3 separate regions of the Homo sapiens genome follow, and regions 2 and 3 are each linked to region 1. Evidence: chromatin contacts called from ENCODE Hi-C or POLR2A ChIA-PET data. All regions are on one chromosome and are shown on one strand. Each heading gives the region's core, a stretch centred on a gene start or an enhancer-like site at or near the end of the contact. The rest is flanking DNA. Distances are from core to core; before and after follow the strand shown.

The links. A loop is a pair of places that touch in the nucleus more often than their neighbours do. ChIA-PET counts read pairs that join two places held with the same protein, here RNA polymerase II (POLR2A). Pooled maps may share reads with other maps.
Region 2: a loop to region 1 is called in a map of dorsolateral prefrontal cortex, with 12 times the contacts of the local background. The contact joins the enhancer-like site here to the promoter of TLK1 in region 1. A Hi-C loop is called at or near these places in 15 of 168 maps with a recorded cell type or tissue (B cell, CD4-positive, alpha-beta T cell, CD4-positive, alpha-beta memory T cell and 8 more), 37 of 37 single-sample maps with no recorded cell type and 20 of 50 pooled maps. POLR2A ChIA-PET finds 5 or more read pairs at or near these places in 18 of 52 experiments (A673, B cell, CD4-positive, alpha-beta T cell and 13 more).
Region 3: a loop to region 1 is called in a map of endometrial microvascular endothelial cells, with 6 times the contacts of the local background. The contact joins the enhancer-like site here to the promoter of TLK1 in region 1. A Hi-C loop is called at or near these places in 3 of 168 maps with a recorded cell type or tissue (astrocyte of the cerebellum, endometrial microvascular endothelial cells and thyroid gland) and 2 of 50 pooled maps. POLR2A ChIA-PET finds 5 or more read pairs at or near these places in 4 of 52 experiments (A673, WTC11, activated CD4-positive, alpha-beta T cell and 1 more).

Annotation. Positions count from the first base shown.
Region 1 is chr2:171,159,268-171,162,243 of GRCh38, forward strand. It overlaps TLK1 (tousled like kinase 1), which reads right to left and starts at 1,626. Exons shown (of 21, transcript NM_012290.5): 1 at 1,023-1,626. The coding sequence starts at 1,161. RefSeq lists silencers at 797-1,036, 1,307-2,026, 2,157-2,216 and an enhancer at 798-1,442.
Region 2 is chr2:171,316,979-171,320,086 of GRCh38, forward strand. It overlaps METTL8 (methyltransferase 8, tRNA N3-cytidine), which reads right to left. Exons shown (of 10, transcript NM_001321154.2): 10 at 1-3,108. Among named protein-coding and RNA genes, the nearest start is that of METTL8, 120 kb to the right of the region's middle. RefSeq lists silencers at 1-75, 1,382-1,584 and enhancers at 807-866, 1,594-1,693, 2,172-2,994. Within about 2 kb of position 1,558, at least 7 of the 41 ENCODE cell types and tissues checked have a DNase peak (open chromatin) inside an H3K27ac peak, as active enhancers do; they include A673, B cell, GM12878 and 2 more, where a contact is called at or near this core.
Region 3 is chr2:170,949,006-170,951,956 of GRCh38, forward strand. GORASP2 (golgi reassembly stacking protein 2) reads left to right here. Exons shown (of 10, transcript NM_015530.5): 3 at 534-737; 4 at 1,199-1,285; 5 at 2,323-2,453. Among named protein-coding and RNA genes, the nearest start is that of GORASP2, 21 kb to the left of the region's middle. Within about 2 kb of position 1,551, at least 3 of the 41 ENCODE cell types and tissues checked have a DNase peak (open chromatin) inside an H3K27ac peak, as active enhancers do.

The sequences.
Region 1 (2,976 bases), core at 376-2,875:
TGAATACCGCTAAGCTTTTTCCAGACTAAAGAGCGTTAAAAGACATTCCATGCACATTTATTCATTCCCCATAAATGTGTTTTCTCCCAAATTTCATTTTATGTTGTATACTTAGATACAGCAAGTTGAAATTTTAGTCAAAAGCACGCCGGTGCCTTACAAGCTGTGTAACTGCTACATCTGGTGGCAGCCCACTTGCTTGCAAGAAGCCAGAAAACTTAGAAAACAATTGTAACCGATTTGGTGCGTGTTTGCAATAACCTTTACGCAGATATTTCCCACAAAACCCACGACCCTGTCACAGAAGAACAGTAGCCTACTTGCAGCAGAGAATATAACGCACAAACACGCAGGAAGCAACGGCGAAGGAGAGAAAGTTGCAACCATCTGGAGGGGCGGTTTTAAAAGCCTGCCCACGAGTCAGTCTGTCGTTTAAATTGCTCTAGGGGGCCACACAGGGGATCAAAGTCTGCCCAGATAATTTCAGCGTCTCTCCCCAAAGGAGAAACCCAGCAAGCGAGGGGCATCCTCCAGGTCCCGGGCAGCAAAGCTCGCAAAGTGGGGACCGCCTCTATGGGAGGAGTGCGCGGGAGAAGGGGAGGGGGCTCGAGGACGAAGGCTCCAGCGGGAGGGAAAACCCACCAGAGACCGGAGGCCAGGAGGTTAAGAGTACTGAGTGTACTGGCAAATGGAGCAGAAAGGGGCTCGCGTCTGGGGGGAGGCTTCCCACCCTCGCAGGACTGGCTCCCAGGAACCCCAGGCGAGTCTATGCGCCTCGCCCCGTCCCCACCAGCGCGCACCCCCTCGTCCGTCTCCTCCGCCACCCGCGAACCACCATCCACAGCCAGGGCACTACCTCCCCAGAGCCGGGGAGCCGGGCGGCCTCGCGTCCACCTCGCCACCATCCCCCACCCCAGGGTCTGGCGGAGAAGCCCCGGGGCGGGGGGGGCGGGGGGGGGGCGCGGGGGTCCGCGGCGCGGGAGAGGAGGCCCGCGAGCGGGCGCGGGCGCGGCGGTGCTTACCTTCCCTGGGCCTCCCGGATGGCGGCGTGTGATTCAGCAGGGACCTGGCCGCCGCCGCCGAGCCCGGGGTTGGAGACGTGGAGAGCTGGGACCAAGATGGCGGCCCCTCCAAACTTCCACTGCTACTTTGGACACTCATCAAGCTACTTTCTGGGAACCCGACTCCCCCCCTGCGACGGCAGCGGCGGCAACGGCACCGGCACCCGCCTCCGTCATGGCGGGGGCCGCGCTGAGGGCGAGCGAGAGAGCGAGGGCTGGGAGGGGAGAGTCAAGGGGATGGGGGAGGAAACCGAGAAGAGGGGAGGTGGGGAGGAAAGAGGTGAGGGAAGGAGAGGGGACAGGGAGGAGGGAAAGGGGGAGAAGCGAGGGAGCGAGCGGGCGCGCCAGAGGAGAGGAGGAGGAAAGGAGCGCGGCGGCGGAGGCGTCGAGGGGGTGCCAGCCGGGCCGGGGTCGGAGCGCGGGCGGAGCGCGGGCTGCGCCGGCCGAGGACACTTCCGCGGGCGGAACCTGCCGGCACCTCTGCAGTGCGTCGGCCCCCGGCGTCGCCCGGGAGGCGGCGGCGGCGGGCTGTGGGTGGCGGCTGAGGCGGTGGGGTAACCTCTGCATCAGTTACAGGCGGCGGCGGCGTCACGCGCCGCCTGTGCAAACACTATCGCGAGGCTCCTGCGCCTCCGGTAGCGGCGGCGGCGGCGGCGGCGGCAGCGGCGGCCGCGGGAGCAGGCTTGGGGGAGGGACCTGCCAGGGGCTGGGGGGTGGGGGCATGGGGAAGGAGCGAGCGCGCGAGGGAAGAGACTAGAGCGCCGGGGCGCCCCTGCCGCACCCGCGGATCGCCGCGCGGCGCGGGAGCCCGGGGTTGCCGGACTCGCGTGCGCGGGGGCAGCGTCCCCGCGCCGGCCGGAGGGAGGCGCGCCCCCGCCGCGCCGCTCGGGCTCCAGCGCCGCTGCCACCTGACTCCCCCTGTCTCCCGCGGAAGCGCGCCTCTCTCCTGACCCACACCCAACACGGGGAGAAATGCTGCTGCTCTCGCTCAGCTGCCGCTTCTCGGGAGTTCAATGTGATCGTTTCTCAAAATGGAACTGAAAAGTTGAGAGTTCCTTCTTTCTTGCCCCTCTGTACTGTGCAGAAAAACGTATGTGCGCCTCCCCGTCTGCAGAATGGGAATAATGACCGAATAAAAGAGCTATGAAAATAAACATGGGTAGTGGGAGAGTTGGGAAATAAAACTTTCTCGTGTTTTCTAAAAAAGAGTGAAGAATCTTTAATGAGGAAATTGAAAATTACCAGTTTTGTAGACTGTATGGTATAGCAATTCTTTGTTTTAAAACAGTAAGTGGAAAATCTAAATGAAAAATGTGATTACTGAATCACATATTTAGGAAAACTATACAGCGTTCATCTTGCAGAAGGTATGGTTTCTAGAAACTTATAATTTGTTTCTAGTGTCTCCGCTGAGTCCCGACTACAAAAATCCCAAAATAAATAACAGCATTTGCTAAAATTTATAGATAGAGTGTAGCTTTCTACAGACCCACACAAGTATACTCACACCAGGGATTGGGCTTCTTGTACATAAAAGAGCACTCTAGTTCAGGAAAAGTACAACAAGGTTATTTCTCTCTTTAGAAAACCAAATTGAATAGAGCACTAAAAAGATTATGATATAGCGCTACTGCACAGACAAGAGGAAATGGCATGATTACCAGGGGGACAAAAATGTCGTTTCTATTTTTTATTTTTATGACTTCGCATTTCTCATAGTAATGTTTTGTTCAGATAAACTATCATACTAGAAAAGAACCTTGATTGTCAGTTATCTCCAGAAGTAATTGTAGTTGCCTTGTGCTTTAGATACTTCAGTGAGTTTTTAGTCTTGTCTGCTTTTCAAACTTAAGAGGGACATCTCACAAACAACTTTATTGAGGTATAATTGACAAAATAAACTGCACATATTTAA
Region 2 (3,108 bases), core at 308-2,807, 160 kb after region 1:
GCCTCAGGAGGAACACAAGTTGCTCTCAGGAGGCAGAAGGTGAGAGAAATGAGGCAGCAATTACATAGTGTTGCTTGTGCTAAGTACAGAGCATTAAAAACAAAAAACAAAAAAGCCCCACTAATGCAGTGGACTCAGCAGCGGGCTCATTGCTAATTTTAGGAAGTCACACAGGTTTAGTGCTTGCTTCCAGCGGAAAAGCCTTAAAAGCCCAAAGGGTGACTGTCCTCCAGTGTTTTTTGAAACAACCAACACTTGATATATAAAGGTTAACTGAGGAAAAAATTAATTTCTGCGTTTTCTGCAATGAACTAGGAGCAATGGATTGAAAATATTTGGCCAAATAATTTTTATAAGCATAACAAAATTCCATTTTTCTGGACCAAACCTCATCAGCCCAACTAGGAAAGACGATGCTGGAGCTTTAGGAGGCAATCAAAGGCTCATTTTATTTGATAGGTAACATCTGATACAGAAGCATTTCCCGCCCTGGGCCCTGGATCTACTCAGTGCCTACCTGCTGGAGAAAATCAAAGATAAAGACCCAGATCACTGGGATGCCAAGGACACAGCTAGCTGGACACTATTTGAAGTCTATGTGCTCAAGTATTGCTTTTTTTCCCTCTTTATGTAACGTTAACGTGTATTTATTCATTCAGCTAACTCTAGCTGTTCCTTACTTAAGGTTAAGTGGTTGTGAAACCACAGACACTGTAGAATCAGAAGCTGTTGTTTTAAACTCTTGGCCAAGTAGCAGTGCCTTGTAGCTTGCCTTTGCCGAGCTCCAGGGGCAGCTGAGGGTGGGCTGTCTGACCATCTGGAGATTTCAGTGTGCTCCATCCATCTCATGCCAACCTGACTTGCCAGAATTAGGGTCACTGTGCTCTGAGACACTTTGAGATGATGCTCAAGGGAGCTGTGCTCTGCAGCCTCCTGGGTCCCTTCTGCAGGTGCACTTGCTTTTTCAATCTGATGCTATTTTTCTTACCCTCTGTAGGCACTCACACGCAGAACTATTATTACTTGCTTGTTACTGCATGTTGCTGATTCATACTCATAGGAAAAAGTAATTTTATCTTCAACACCTCTTCCTTGTCATTTAAGACATATGTTAATGAAAGACAGATTTTGGCATCCACTTTTCTCTGTAGCTTTGAGGCCACAATATAGATTCATTATAAATGAAGATGCAACTGTTATTTTACTTCTATTTATATTTATAACTACACCAAAGCCATCTTGCGGGTACCTTTGCGCCTCTCAAATCCCCAACCATATTCCAAGAAACCGTATTCCAAGAAATGCTCAACATTTCATGCCTGAATTGGTATTAATGTGGCATTAATGTACATACAATGTTTTAAATAACGATGTTTTCACTCATATTTTATTATGGACACCTCCTGATTTCACATATTTTACATTACCCTAGAGCTGAATCCTTTTGAAGACATTTTAAGGGTTTTTTTTCCCCACTGCAGTACAGAATGCTTTTTTTCTTTAAGCGAGGAGTATGCAAGTGAGAGTGCTCTGCGAGGAGGGATGCCAAGTGGAAGGCTGAAGCCTGAGGGGGTGGGGCGAGTGCAGAACTAGGCAGAAGCAGAATGCTGAAAAGAACTGATTGAAAGCTTTTTGCTTTGTCATTCCTCTCAGTTCCTTTCCTTCTCTTCTTTTCCAATTTGTAATTGTGGACAAGTGTAACCTACTTATTTGCTAGAATGATTGGATCTAGAATGAGCCATAACCTTGAAGGTCGTCTGAAACAAACTCCTCTCCACTGCTATCGTTTTCTGCTTGACTCAGAAAGCTCTTTCTTCCCTGGTGCCTTTCCCAGCAGCATTTGGGCCCATCCATTACAAGAGCAGCAAGTAGAGGTTTTGGAATCAGAGAGTTCTGGGTCCGAGTTGTGACTCTGCTACTTACTAGATGTGGTATCCTGAGCAAGTTACCCAACATCTCTTCTGTAAATGGTTATCATCAAAATGAATTCCTAGGAGTTTGAGGATTAAATAATGTGTATAGTATACACAAAATCTAGCATTCAGAGCTAAATTAAGAGTAGCTAAGCAGTTCAATAGGAACTAGGACCCATGCTTCCTGTTTGACTCTGAGGCAACACTTTTTTCCATGGAAAGATACTGTCTTTCTTACAATGTCTCATAAAACCTTTGAAAAAGTCACTGTTGCTGGAATACTGTGTGTACTGCCTTGTAGATTAATAACAATACCTCACATATATTTAATGCTCTAGAATTGACAATGCACTTTCACAAGCGGGGAAAATACCCACGCCAACACTAAGTCTCCTGATGACTAACAGAGGCAGGAAGCAGGAGGAGCAGAGGCTTTGAAAGAGGTCGATTAGTGATGCAAATGTGAAGTTATCTGCACTTGTGAGGAGCATAACAAACATCAAAACCAATTAGAAGTAACAATGTGTGATCTATTCAGGCTTCAGGACTTTGATGAGTTGGAAGTTTTGGGGTTTAACAATCCAGATGGTTCTGATAGCTTTAAGTTTTGCCTCCAAGAGGGCAGCTATCTGCATATGGGTGAATTTTCACGTACAAGCTAGAGTACAGCAACGACTTAGAATCACACACGGGTAGAAACCGGGACGTGTTCACAATTTGTAGACAAAGCATATGGAATCGAGAGAGGCAAAGCAAATAAGTTCTCAGAAGTCAATGTTAAATGGGTGTTTCAATACAGGCAAATGTGTCATACCGAATGCAAAACTTTTAATAATAGAAACTGTTATCTTGACTTTCTCACAACCTTCGGAAACAGTTCCTCATGTGTGAGAATTTTTACATTTGGACGATGCTCAAAAGTGAATTTTTAGAAATGGAGAAAAAAATGAAGGGTGCATTTAAACAATATATTCCATTGTTTCTGTACTGTAAGAAGATGAAAGAATATACCTTTTACTCCTGGAAAGAAAATGGTCCTTTTGAAATTCAGCTCTCTCAGAAGATGAATTTTTAAATATCAAACTCTGCCTAACCAACTGGTCCTAGCTTTATGGATGTGAGGGGTAAATTAGAATTTCATGCAGTTATCAAATATTTTAAACTAATACCCAAGCAGTTACATTTGCAACGCTTC
Region 3 (2,951 bases), core at 301-2,800, 210 kb before region 1:
CTTAAGTTTTCGTTCATTACTTACAACATCTCTGACATATAAATAAAGGCCAACATCTGGCCTTTATTTGTTTATGAAATGAAATATTTAATATGCTGTTTCTACTTTCTTTTCTATCCAGCTCTTAATAAAGCATGTATTTAGAAATAGAGTCCAAAATTAAACGTTAACCCCAGTAAATGTTTTAGATTTTTATAATCAAAGTCATCACAACTTCGTTAGTAATGTGACTTCTTATGGCATATTTTGTTTTTACACATTGAAGCCCTAGATCATTCTAAATAATGTTGGGTTGCAAATTCCATAATCCATAATGAGCTATTAGAAAAAAGTCAGTTTCAAGTTGTTGCTAACGTAAGAGTTCTTAATTTCTTGACATTCTTTTACATAGAAGAAAATTTAAATGTTGGTGAAACCTTTGTTGAATGTTTTATTTATGTTGATTATTAATATTACTCTTATAGGGCCATAGGATGCTTAAGCTAACATTAAATTTTTATTTACTAAGGAATGTGATTTCTATGTGTTCACAGAATAAAGACAATGACACTCTTAAGGATCTGCTGAAAGCAAACGTTGAAAAGCCTGTAAAGATGCTTATCTATAGCAGCAAAACATTGGAACTGCGAGAGACCTCAGTCACACCAAGTAACCTGTGGGGCGGCCAGGGCTTATTGGGAGTGAGCATTCGTTTCTGCAGCTTTGATGGGGCAAATGAAAATGTTTGGCATGTGCTGGTACGTATCAACTGTGAACTGTTACTGGAGGTTCATGAAGCAGTGTGGAAAGATGTTTTAACAATGGTTGTTTCTGGCTTAATAAGATTGTAAGGATATTATTAATAGGCAATTTTTGCCAAAAATCAGCGTTCATTGCTTTTTAAGTATGGATCAATTTTTTTTTAAGTTGAGGAAGAGAAGCAAATGTACAAGTTTAAGAACTTTTTCTAATGATTTATTCATTATAAGATGTGTTAGAGTAGATAGCTACAAAAATATTTTAAATATTTGTTAAATATTATGTAATTTTTATGCTCAGAAGTTTAAAATATATTCTGTAGTTTCTGACATCTGACACATCTCTAGCAAGACAGAAGTATACAGATTTAAAAAATCAACATAATTAAAAATTGGACTATAAACCTTGGAAGATTATTTTATATATATTAATTTTAGGGTGTGTGTTTATGTCATTCTAGGAGGTGGAATCAAATTCTCCTGCAGCACTGGCAGGTCTTAGACCACACAGTGATTATATAATTGGAGCAGATACAGTCATGAATGAGGTAATTCGTGTGTTTATTCATAGTGAGAACTATATAAAATTTTCTCATTGAGGTTTGAGTTGAGAAAGATATTTGCATGCTTTGCATTTAGAGTTAAAATTTCAGTCTTTGCTGATCAAAAATAACTTAAGCCTCAGGGTGTTAAATGGAACATCTGGTAGGTGTCTTATTAGGTATAGCTGTGAGGAAAAACACATACTGTGCGGCAATTGCACAGATTTTATGTGTAATATACAGAAATCTTTGCATACCTGAAGTCTAAATCAAATTCTCATTTTCAATTGTTCATTGATTTCATTTTCTCTTCCCCTTTTTGTTCAGTGACAGCATTAGCTCAGCTATATTACATCCTTTTCCTTGTCTCTTAGCTAGCGGAAGTATACATTGCTAAATCAAAAATGAGAGAAAAGGCTGGGCACAGTGGCTCATGCCCATAATCTCAGCACTTTGGGAGGCCGAGATGGGAGAATTACTTGAGCTCAGGAGTTCGAGACCAGTCTGGGCAGCATAGTGAGACCTTGTCTCTACAACAAATACAAAAATTAGCCAGGCATGGTGGTGCATGCCTATAGTCCCAGCTACCTGGGAGGCTGAGGTGGAAGGATCACTTGAGCCTGAGAGGTTGAGGCTGCAGTGAGGCAAAATCATGCCACTGCACTCTAGCCCAGGCAACAGTTAGAGAGACCCTGTCTCAAAAAAAGAAGAAAAAAAAAAGAGTGAGAAATGAGGTGCCCAGACAACCAGGTCTTAATAATGGGAAGTAAAAGCAGAATATGTAGAACTCGGGTGTAAAAGAATTGTACTAAGAGTGCCAACTAGATCTTAAGGAACTGGCCATAAAGCCTTGTATGTAGTAAGTAGGCTTTGCTTGAATTAATATATTGAATTAAACCTGCTTGTGATTTTTATGTCTGGGGCAGGGCCCAGAATCTGTATTTTTTTCTTAGATTTCTCAGGTGATTCTGATAGCCAGGTTTGAGACACACTGTTCCAAAGTATGGTAACGTGAAACATTTTCTCCTGTGACACTTTTGCAGTCTGAAGATCTATTCAGCCTTATCGAAACACATGAAGCAAAACCATTGAAACTGTATGTGTACAACACAGACACTGATAACTGTCGAGAAGTGATTATTACACCAAATTCTGCATGGGGTGGAGAAGGCAGGTAAGGTCATTTTTTAGACTAAGTTATGACTGCTTAAACATACCAGTCAGATATGTTGCAGACATTGATTGTTTTTATTTTGAAAGAAATTACTGGTTTATTTTAAGACTCCTCTTAAAAAAAAGGGAAGAGCTAGTCTAGAATATTGAAACCAATTTTTTTAAAGTACATATCTAGGGAACATAGTATATATACTATAGTCCTTTTCTTTACTAACCTAAGAGCTAACAGCATTTCTTTTTAATTGAGAAATTATTGCGCATAAGCCATAATTATAGAAAAGCCTAGAATTTGGAAACATTCCACATGTTTTCAAAAGTTCTAATCCCATGCTGGGAAAAGGATAACTTAGTTGCTGCAGGCAGGAAAAGCTTCCGTTTGCTCACAGTATCTTTACCCACACTACCTGAGATTCTCCAGCTGAATGTTTCGCCACAAGTATTCTAACTTGTTGCAGTTTGAGAAAAGTAAGATAGATGTGTCATCCAAGAGTCTGGC